Regions from separate parts of the Homo sapiens genome. Here region 1 is linked to region 2. Evidence: read pairs that join two places in POLR2A ChIA-PET (ENCODE). Cell type or tissue: MCF 10A. All regions are shown on one strand. Each heading gives the region's core, and the rest is flanking DNA. Links, peaks and the distances in the headings are about the cores only.

Region 1 (5,384 bases), core at 107-5,106, 170 kb before region 2:
GATTACACATGTGAACCCCCACTCCCTGCCTGGAGATAGAGCTTTTAAAGAGATACTTAAGCCTAAATGAGGTATTATAATAAGGATGGGGCCCTAATCCAATAGGGCTGGTGTCTTTATAAGTAAGAGACATCAGGAGTGGAAGCATAACAAGGAAAGGCCACATAAGGACAGTGAGAAGGCAGCCACGTGCAAGGCAAGGAGAGAGGGCTCAGAGAAACAAGAGCCACTGGCACCTTGATCTTAGACTTCTAGCTTTCAGAACTGTTAGAAAATAAATTTCTTCTGTGTAAGCCACCCAGTCTGCAGGATTTTGTTATGGCAGCCCTAGCAAACTGATACAGCACTATAAAAACATTTTCTTCTCTTACACAGGAGCCAGATCACCACTGTTTCCATCCTATTAATATACAGGCAAAATAAATACAACTTGTTTTTGTGAACTTGCCTGTTTTCTTGATTGCATTTTGTGGTTCCTGGTGTATTTTATATTACTTTCTGAATCAGCCTACCCCTACTCCTCTCTCCAGCCCTACCACATCTTGTATTTATAAGCAGTGGGTGCTTCCATCCCTGTCTCAGACAGCTGAAGACAGAGTGAGAGCAATAACAGGTATACTGATTTGCAGCACTTTGTGTAAGCTGAGGGCTGCCCCAAATGCCCCCATCAAAAGGCATCAGCCTAAATGGGAAAAAATGTGTCTTCTTCAATCCCCCTGAAGTTCCCCTCAATGATTTTCTGTTCTGCAATGACATTTCCAGTCAAAGAGGCCAAAGAGATAAAACTGCTGACCTAAAGACTTTTTCTTCTGCTCCTGGGGGCAGTCTGGGCACAAATTCACAGAGTGCGCAGTGGGGAAGTGAAATTGATGGTGCCAAACAGCATCATCTAAACAAGCAGAACCCAGAGGGGGACATGAAAACGTCCAGCTTCCTTTATGGCTGTGAGACATGGACCAGTCGTGGCGTCTATGATGTCATATTTTAACCATCCCATCTGAACTGTTGAGCAGTTTCATCTGTGTCACCACTGAGCCAGACTTAACACTAAATAGTGAGAGGGTTTCCAACAACCTTGACTTCCAGGGCAGACGTTCTCTCACTAGAGGACCAAGTTGGTGTGACATGTGATCCTGTGTGGGAGCCAGCAGGGAGGCTTAACTGCAGATCTATGGGCAGCCGAGGCACTGACAATAAACACAGTCACCAGTGGTGGATTGCCGGGAAACTCCCTCTCCCATGAGGGCAGCTGGAATTCTGAAGCCCGGCTCAAACATTCCCAGAATTAGTCACCACCAGGGACAGTCTCTAAAAGGTGCTCTGAAAATGAAAGATAACCTTCCCAGGAGACATTATGGAAGACAGTCAGAGGATCACAGTCCCCACAGATGAACTGAACAATACCACCAGGGTTTCAGCTCCAAACCCTCCATACCAGAGAGCCCTAGCTCAAAGCAGTGCTTACCAAGCTTCAGACCTGGGGTGCCACCTTTGTGATATTTGCCATGTCCGATACCTCCTCTGATGTTTAATTTTATGTTTCAACTAGATTGGGCCGTGGGTGCCCAGTTATTTGGTTAAACATTATTCTAAGTGTTTCTGTGAGGGTGTTTTTGGAAGAGATTAATATTTGAACTGGTGGACTGAGTAAAGCAGATGGCAACCCACACGTGGGGGGACTTCACCCAATCCATCGAAGGCCTGAAAAGAACAAAAAGGCTGACCCTCCGTGGGGTAAGAGGGACCTCCCCCTGCCTGACTCCCTTCCAGCAGGGACATTTTCTTTTCTGCCTTTAGACTCAAACTAAAACATGAGCTCTTCTTGGGTCTCATGTCTGCTGGCTTTTGAACTGAATTATACCATAGACTCCCCTGCATCTCCAGCTTCCAATCACAGATCTCGGGACTTCTCGGCCTCCATAATCATTTGACCAACTCCTTATAGTAGAGCTCTTTACACACAGACACATACACACACACACACACACACACACACACACACACATACCCTATTGGTTCTGTTTCTCTGGAGAACCCTAACTAGTACACCTCCTGCATTCCTAATATTTACTAAATCTTTAAATGGTCTATTTAAATAAATACATTTTAATGAAACTTTATGTCACATTTATAAATTCAAATCATGTTTATTGTTAAAAATATAAATATAGGCTGGGCATGGTGGCTCATGCTTATAGTCCCAGCACTTTGGAAGGTGGAGGCAGGAGGATGGCTTGAGTTCAGGAGTTCGAGACCAGCCTGGCAACATGATGAAACCCCGTCTCTACCAAAAATACAAAAAATTAGCTCAGGGTGGTGGTGGGCATCTGTAATTCCAGTTACTTGGGAAGCTGAGGTGGGAGGATGGCTTGAGCCTGGGAGGCAGAGGCTGCAGTGAGCTGAGATCGTGCTACTACACTCCAGCCTGGGTGACAGAGTGAGACGCCATCTCAAAAAAATTATATATATATATATATATATATATATATATATATATATATATATATATATATAAAACTGTAAAATTAAATACATATTAAAATAACAGTGTCCGCTGAAAACACGCTTCAGATGGTGTGACTGGATACATTTTGAAGCTGGAGGTGGGGAATGGTTTACAGAATGGTCATGGAACAAAACTTCTCTCTCTCATTTCAATCTCTACCAAATGGAGGTCAACTATATTTTATAGCGAATCTTTGGCTACTTTTTCGGGAGGAAGATCGTTCTTCCTTAGGCATCAAAAATAAGGCACAATACAACAGAAAGAATGCCATGACTACATGCTGCGGTTATCAGTCGCTGCTTTAAAAACAAGTTCAAACTTGGTAGCTTCTCATAGCTCACCATTTTGTGAGTCAGGAATTCAGAGAGGCTTGCCTGGGCAGTTTGTCTGTGGTCAGTGTGGCAGCAGCTAGGGTGGCTGGGACTTGGTGGTCCACATCCAGGATGGGTTCTTCACCCATGTGTCTGATCTCTCCATGTCTCCTGCCTCTTTCTCTCTGTGTCTCTTCCTACGGAGCCTCTCCATGTGCCTTTGGCTTCTCACTGCATGGCAGCCTCAGGGCAGTGGTGCCCAGGGCAGTCCCGTGGTGACTCAGGGTTCCAAGAGCTAGCATCCAAAGACCCAGTAGAGCTGCAAGGCTCCATATATCCATCCTGGAAGGTCACTTCCACCAATCCTAAGAGCCAAGCAACACATGCCAGTCAAGGAGAGGGGAGTTAGACCCCACATCTCCATGGAAGGAATGTCAAAGAATTTGTAGCCATCTTTATTCCCTTACCTCGTTCTTACGTATTGAACAAGGAGAAAGTCCTCAGAATGGGGTTTCAACATCATGGATAAAAAAGTTAACCGTGGAGCCACTTAATTCAAGTGGCAGGTCAGACTGGAAAAAAGGTGTGAGTTTTAGAGTCAGACACACCTGAATTTGAGACCCAGTTATACCACTTAACAGGTGATCTTGGTACAGTTGTTTAAGCTCACTGAATCTCTGCCTTTTGGCCTGTGACATGGAATGGTGATGTTTCTGGGCTGCTGTGTGGATACCCACAATGTCTGCAACATCACAGTCCCTCAGTAGTGTTAATCATTTTAAGCCAACCTACAGAAGAGTGAGGATTTTACAAACATGTTTTTTTGTTTGTTTGTTTGTTTTTAAGACAGGATCTTACTCTGTCACCCAGGCTGGAGTGCAGTGGCACAATCTTGGCCCACTGCAACCTTCACCTCCCAGGTTCAAGAGATTCTCATGCCTCAGCCTCCCAAGTAGCTGGGATTACAGGTGTGTGCCACCACACTCGGCTAATTTTTGTATTTTTAGTAGAGACGGGGTTTCGCCACATTGGCCAGGCTGGTCTCGAGCTCTTGGCCTCAAGTGATCCACCGCCTTCGGCCTCCCAAAGTGCTGGGATTACGAGCGTGAGCCACCGTGCCAGGCCGTACAAAGGTGCTTTCTAAAATACCATATATGTGATAAAAACCTATGCATAATCTGAAGGAGACTGACACATGATAGAAAGGGTCTTCTCATTTAGCTTAAAACTACAGTTTTCAGAAGAAATTCACTAGCAAGCATCTTCCTAGAATGTTAAGGGCACCCCAAAGTTCCTACCATGATCTTTGAGAGGGCTCTGCATAGTGATCATGTAGGAAACTGGCAAAACAGAACCATCTTTTTTCTAAGCCTTAATTAATCAGAGTGTTCGGGGAGGCAGGAGAAGGTAAAATGACTGGCAGCTCTGATCCACAGGTGCTCAACAGTGATGGTAACAGCTTCTGCAGAGGGGCATTTTGGAAATGTGTCAGTGATGGTTGTATCTGATACAATGCTGGGGGCAGAGTGGGCATTCCTGCCACTTAGAGGGCAGAGACCAGGGATGCTGGGTGTCCCTCAGTGGATGGAGCAGTCCCACACAATGAAAGCATTGTCTTGCCATATAGAAATACCCGGCTTTTCTGAACCTGGGACTAACTTATTTTACAAAAAAGCAATATGTATTTCTGCTCAGCTGTAATAGACACTTTACACTTTATTTTCCAGGAATGCCATTAGTGCATAAATCAAAGGAAGACTGTTTATTTTCTTCAGAATTCCAAGAGTTGTGTATCATTTTGGAAAATCACACCACCCGCAGCAGCTCATGTTATCTGAGTCACCAATCCCACTCCTCTGACTTCAACTGCATTGGAGGGGTGGCCCAACCTGAGCTTCTTGGGGCAGGTGTCAGCCCCTGATCACTTCTTTCTGTTGCCCAGAGGCGGGTGCCTGCGTTGGAAGTAATCAGCAAATACTTTGTCTCATTCTTCTTTATATTTCAGTTATGACATTATATTAATTTTTCTTAAAAATTATGGGTGTGAGTGAGTCATATTATCCAGGAATTTCACCTCAGAATTGTAAACCAGGTGCTTGAATATATTTGCAATAAAAATGGGGGTTGGGTCTGACAGGCCTAAAAGCTTACTGCTTTAAAAGAAATTTTCTATGGATCAAAAATGCCTTTCGAAGTGGAAACACCAGGGAATCATTTCCTTTCTGGAACCTGCCGGACCTGCAGCAGCCCTGCCAGGCAGAGCAGGAGAGGCTGGCGCTACAGCATGAAAGAGCTCTTTCTCTTCAGCCCTCACAGGTGAAAAGACACGGACGCCCCGGCCACTGCTCAAACCAAAGGAGGAAAGACTCACAGACTCCTAGGGCCATGTGGCCCTCAATAAGTTAGTTATGTATAATATAAGCCTCAGTTTCCCCATTTGTATGTTGGCAGTAAAAGTAGCCCCTCCTGTATTGACTTCCTGTGTGGATCAAACACGATAAGTAAGATAAACCATGTTTCATGCTTCCCTCCACATCCCTGAGCACATAATGCTCAATTGATGCAAA
Region 2 (5,384 bases), core at 312-5,311:
GGGTGTGCGCCACCGATCCTGGCCTTTTTTGAAGCTTCTTAATGTCATTCTTGATTATTCTGTTCCTCATTTTCTTTGCCTTTGTGACTCTCCTGTATATTATGAGCAGAGTCCTGTGCTCCCCCATGCCACGTGGACAGCGCCTGGGGAGAGTGACCTCCCAGGATATCCACACTGGAAGGTTTTGTCGTGTTCTTAAAGAGTTTTGGACTTGCAGGATTCTCGCCAACCAGGATCATGCTCAGGTTTGTTGCCTGAGGCCACCCACTCTTCCACCTCCTGCCGCACTTTCTGCTTGATCTGCTGGGCTAGTTTCCTTCCAGAAATGACAACAGCTTCATTTTGAACTGCCGCGAGGTGGAAGGGAGCAGCTATGTGCAGGCTGCAGCAGCCAGGCAGCCAACACGGACATGAGGGAAGTCGCAGCCATAGCCCGCGCCGGTGACCACGACGGGCCAGGTCACACTTTAATCAACAGCAATCACCAGAAAATTCAGTTATGAACTCAGTAGAATTCAGCACTTGCCAAAAATTCTTCAGACATATGTTGTTTAAGAGTTACCATGTAAGGACTAATTAGCCATTATTCTTTTCAGTTCTCTACTTTCCATTTCTATTTCCTGTCAGTGCAGTAGAAAGTCATGGTGGCCGATGTAGGACTGTCTATGGGCAAATTAGAAAAAAGTGTCCCTCGGGCCAGGCACAGTGGCTCATGCCTATAATCCCAGGACTTGGAGATGCTGAGGCAGGAGAATCACTTGAGCTCCGGAGTTCAAGACCGGCCTGGGAAACTTAATGAGACCCCTTTTCAATTTAAAAAGAAAGAAAGAAGTGTCCCCTCCTTAAGACATCTTTTTGTATCTATTGGAAAACTGTCATAAACATCTGATTTTATTAAAACAAGAAACGTTGGCTAGGCACAGTAGCTCACACCTGTAATCCCAGCACTTTGGGAGGCCAAGGTGGGTGGATCACCTGAGGTCAGGAGTTCGAGACCAGCCTGGCCAACATGGCAAAACCTCGTCTCTACCAAAAAAAAATTAAAAATTAGCCGGGCATGGTGGCGCATACCCGTAACCCCAGCTACTTGGGAAGCTGAGAATCACTTGAACCCAGGAGGCGGAGGTTGCTGTAAGCAGAGATCATGCCACTGCACTCCAGCCTGGACAACAGAGCAAGACCCTGTCTCAGAAAAAAAAAAAGAAAAGAAAAAGAAAAAAAGAACAAGAAACATTATTGCCATCTACCAGACTTTTTATTTTTTTGAGACAGAGTTTTGCTCTTGTTGCCCAAGCTGGAGTATAATGGCTCAATCTCAGCTCACTGCAACCTGTACCCCCGGGGTTCAATTTATTCTCTTGCCTCAGCCTCCCGAGTTGCTGGGATTACAGGCATGCACCATCATGCTCGACTAATTTTGTATTTTTAGTAAAGACAGGGTTTCACCATGTTGGCTGGGCTGGTCTCAAACTCGTGACCTCAGGTGATCCGCCCACCTCAGCCTCCCAAAGTGCTGGGATTACAGGCGTGAGCCACTTCACGTGGCCTACCAGACATTTTTCATGATAAATATTCAAATCTACAATGTAAATAGCATCCCTCAGATTTACATAGGTGCCCTGGGTCAATGAAACCACCAATAATAAGAAAAGTAAAATATAGACATAGATTATTAAATTGTAAAAAAATTAAGGTGAACTCATCATATATAAAGGAAATATCTTCCCAGCTCTGTCATTGAAAGTGACCCCCCTGTGGCACTCCTCTTACCTTCCCACCAACATTTTTATGCACTCCTAACACCCAGATTTTGTTCTCTAAAAGTATTCTCCATTAAACAGAACCAAGGTGTCTTCCATAAAAGAACTCTACACCTGTTTGGTATATCCTATTATTTGCAGGAAACAAATGTTACTGGAAAGGGGTCTGGATCCAGACTCCAAGAGAGGGTTCTTGGATCTTGCGAAAGAAAGTATTTGGGGTGAGTCCATACAATCAAGTGAAAGCAAGTTTATTAAGAAAGTTAAGGAATAAAAGAATGGCTACTCCATAGGCACAGCAGCCCTGAGGGTTGCAGGTTGCCCATTTTTATGGTTATTTCTTGATGATATGCTAAACAAGGGGTGGATTATTCATGCCTCCCGTTTTTAGACCACATAGGGTAACTTCCTGACGTTGCCATGTCATTTGTAAACTTTCATCGTGCTGGTGGGACTGTCTTTAAACATGCTAATGCATTATAATTAGCATATAATGAGCAGCAAGAACAACCAGAGGTCACTGTCATTGCCATCTTGGTTTTGGTGGGTTTTAGCGGGCTTCTTTATTGCAACCTATTTTATCAGTAAGATCTTTCTGATCTTATCTTGTGCTGACCTCCTATCTCATCTTATGACTTAGAATGCCTAACTGTCTGGGAATGCGGCGCAGTAGGCCTCAGCCTTATTCTACCCAGCCCCTGTTCAAGATGGAGTTGCTCTGATTCAAATATCTCTGACACAAGGATGTCAAAGGCAATACTGAAAGGAAAGGAAGCCAACCAAAAGGGCTCCCATTGGCCAGCCTGTGATAATGTGAGCATTAGAAAATAACAATATCAATTTTAGATATCTTTAGTAGTAGTAATAGTAGTAGTAAGTAATAATATGACAGTTATTTTGAACTAGCTGAACCTGGATAGCAATGAGTTTATAACCATAATCAAAGGAGAAACACTCTTTTAAATAGCAACAGATAGTTGTAATAAATAAAAAGGGTGAATATTGAGGACTAAACTTTGACTTTTTTCTTTTCTTGCCCAAATTCCTACCTAAGGGGCCTGAGGAGTCACATCCTACAAACCATAAAGTCTCATCAGAGGGGCTTTATTTAACCCTATATAACGTGGCTCACTTTCCAACTTGACTCTGGCATAACATCGCATAACAAATAAGGAAGAAAATCAAAATATTTTCACTCCAAATATATTTCCTTGCCGTATCTTGAAACTGCCCTGCAAAGTCATCTCTTGTCGGGGGAAATCCCCTTTCTGTAGAGAATTCCCTTTCCCTTTTTCCAGGAGAGAATCAACAAATATTTACAATCTCTTCTCTCTGAATACTGCTACCTGGAAGCCTCATCTCCATAATAAGAACCTTGGTCTCTACAACCCCTTGTCTTAACCTAGGCATTTCCTTTCTTTTGATCCCAGGTCCTTAGATAAACTCTTTAACCAATTGCCAATCAGCAAATTTTTAAATCTATGGCCTGGAAGCTCACCTGACCCAGCTGTTTTGAGTTGTCCCACCTTTCTGGACCCAACTGAACCAACGTAAATGCTCAAAAATGTATAAAACCAACCACCTTGGGCACATGTTCTCAGGATCTCCTGAGGGCCGTGTCATGGACCATGATCACTCATATTTGGCTTGGAATAAATCTCTTCAAATATATTACGGAGTTTTACTCTTTTCATCAACAATATGATAAAATAGATTTCATTTTTATTGATTTTGGTAAAAGTTATAGTATGGATATTAGTTGTTGTTGTTGTTGTTTTGAACTACGTAAGTAGAAAACAGTAAATATGGCCAGGTCCTATGGTTTACACCTGTAATCCCAGCACTTTGGGAAACTGAGGTGGGAGCATTGCTTGAGTCCAGGAGTTTGAGACCAGCCTGGGCAACATAGTGAGACCCTGTTTCTACCAAAAATTTTAAAAATTATCTGGGTGTGGTGACACATGCCTGTAGTCCCAGCTACCTGGGAGGCTGAGTTGGGAAGATTGCTTAGGCCTGGGAGGTTAAGGCTGCAGTGAGCTGTGATTACACCACTGCACTCCAGCCTGGGCAACAGAGCGAGACCCTGTCTCAGAAAAAATAAAAAGAAAAGAAAAGAGTAAATATAGACAGTAATGAGTCAAATTATCCCTAAAGAATTAGGTGTTCAGCCAGAAAAGCAAAATCCCTACCAGTCCAGGGGCAGCTCAGATAGAAGCAGGTCAAAGGCTCTCTGGGAGCTGGTCAGCACTGGGAGTCCTTGGCAGTTGCCAGTGAAAAAGAGGAGCCAATTCTGTGCTCCAAGGCAACACATTACCCAAATTCCTCAAGGAAGAAGATCGTTAGTGATACAGGAGCTAGAAATAAATTATTTATGCAGATAGATAGTGAGGGCAAAAGAGTCCTTAGTAAGGGTTCCCTTTTAAGAAAAAGTAGCCCAAGGAATTATTATTTTTTTCTAACAAAGAGCAGACCGAAAAATCAAGCTGCAAATGTAGATAAGCAAGCTGGAAGTTTGCACAGGGGAACACCGGCAGCTGTGCCAATAGAAAGGTGTTACCTGGGGGCCAGGCATATCCAACATGGAGGCTCCATCTTCCCTTTTTTGTTACCATGTGTACAGTACAGGAATGGACATCGTGGCATCGGCCAGGCAGATAACCCATCTGCATAATAAAAGATTAGGGTGGGGGTGGCCATCTTTTCATGCTATATGCAAATGGCACACCTAGCCCTAACCAGTTTTTCACACCTATGCAAATGGTACACTACCTGGTCCAAACAATCTTTTGCACCATATGTAAGTCAGACACTGCCTCCTCAAGCTCATCTATAAAACGCCCTGCATTTCACTGCAGATCTAGCAACCCATTTCTCTGGGACCCCTCTCTGCTGCAAAGAGCTCTTCTCTTTCTTTCATCTATTAAACTTCCACTCTTAACCTCACTCCTTATCTGTCCATGTCCTTGATTTCCTCGGTGTGAGACAACGAACCTTGGGTATCACCCCAGATGACAAGGCCACTTCATTAGTAGACCTTCCTAATTATGAGCTATGGATGGAGCAAATGTAAGTTTCCAAGATATTGAAAGACCCAGAACAATGGGTGAGGTACAACCAGCCTTGCATGCAAAACTTAAAGAATATATCAGACACCAAATTTCAAAAGATTAAAATCTACTTGAAAGTCAGGAACTTAAGAGTCCTGTGATTAAATAAAGGAGACCAAATTATAAAGAGGGACCCCACCTAATAACCTTCACATGGTGCTGGGAGAAAAGCTGAGTGTTGGGAGCAAAGCTGAGGTAGGGCTTGCATGTCTGCTAGACTTGCTGGCTCCTTGCTTCTAGCACTCCCATTATCTCAAGTAGCCATATGTTTCTCATTCACTTGATACACCGTTTCCTTTCAACCCCCACATCCTCACCAACTCTTTCTTTGTTTGATCACCAATAAATAGCGTGGGCTCCCAGAGCTAGGGGCCTTTGCAGCCTCCACACTCGCGATGGCCCCCCCGTCCCACTTTCTCTCTCTGTCTTTTTCTCATTCCTTTGACTCCGCCACACTTCGTCGCCCCCACAACCTGGTATTGGGTCTGATCACCCCAACAACATGGCCTGATGTAGA

The links. Peaks named below come from ENCODE experiments on the same cell type or tissue, not always from the same donor. Only the 100,000 strongest peaks of a DNase experiment are listed, where the experiment ranks them.
Region 1: POLR2A ChIA-PET joins it to region 2 with 5 read pairs; 3 of 35 experiments call an interaction of 5 or more read pairs at or near these places.

Annotation. Positions count from the first base shown.
Region 1 is chr6:107,810,911-107,816,294 of GRCh38, forward strand. All of the region lies in intron 1 of SCML4 (Scm polycomb group protein like 4), which reads right to left. Among named protein-coding and RNA genes, the nearest start is that of SCML4, 11 kb to the right of the region's middle. In MCF 10A, for the core only: no CTCF peak of the experiment used is centred there; a DNase peak (open chromatin) is centred at 2,831.
Region 2 is chr6:107,985,602-107,990,985 of GRCh38, forward strand. It overlaps the pseudogene MTHFD2P3. Among named protein-coding and RNA genes, the nearest start is that of SEC63, 30 kb to the left of the region's middle. RefSeq lists an enhancer at 2,789-3,495. In MCF 10A, for the core only: no CTCF peak of the experiment used is centred there; no DNase peak of the experiment used is centred there.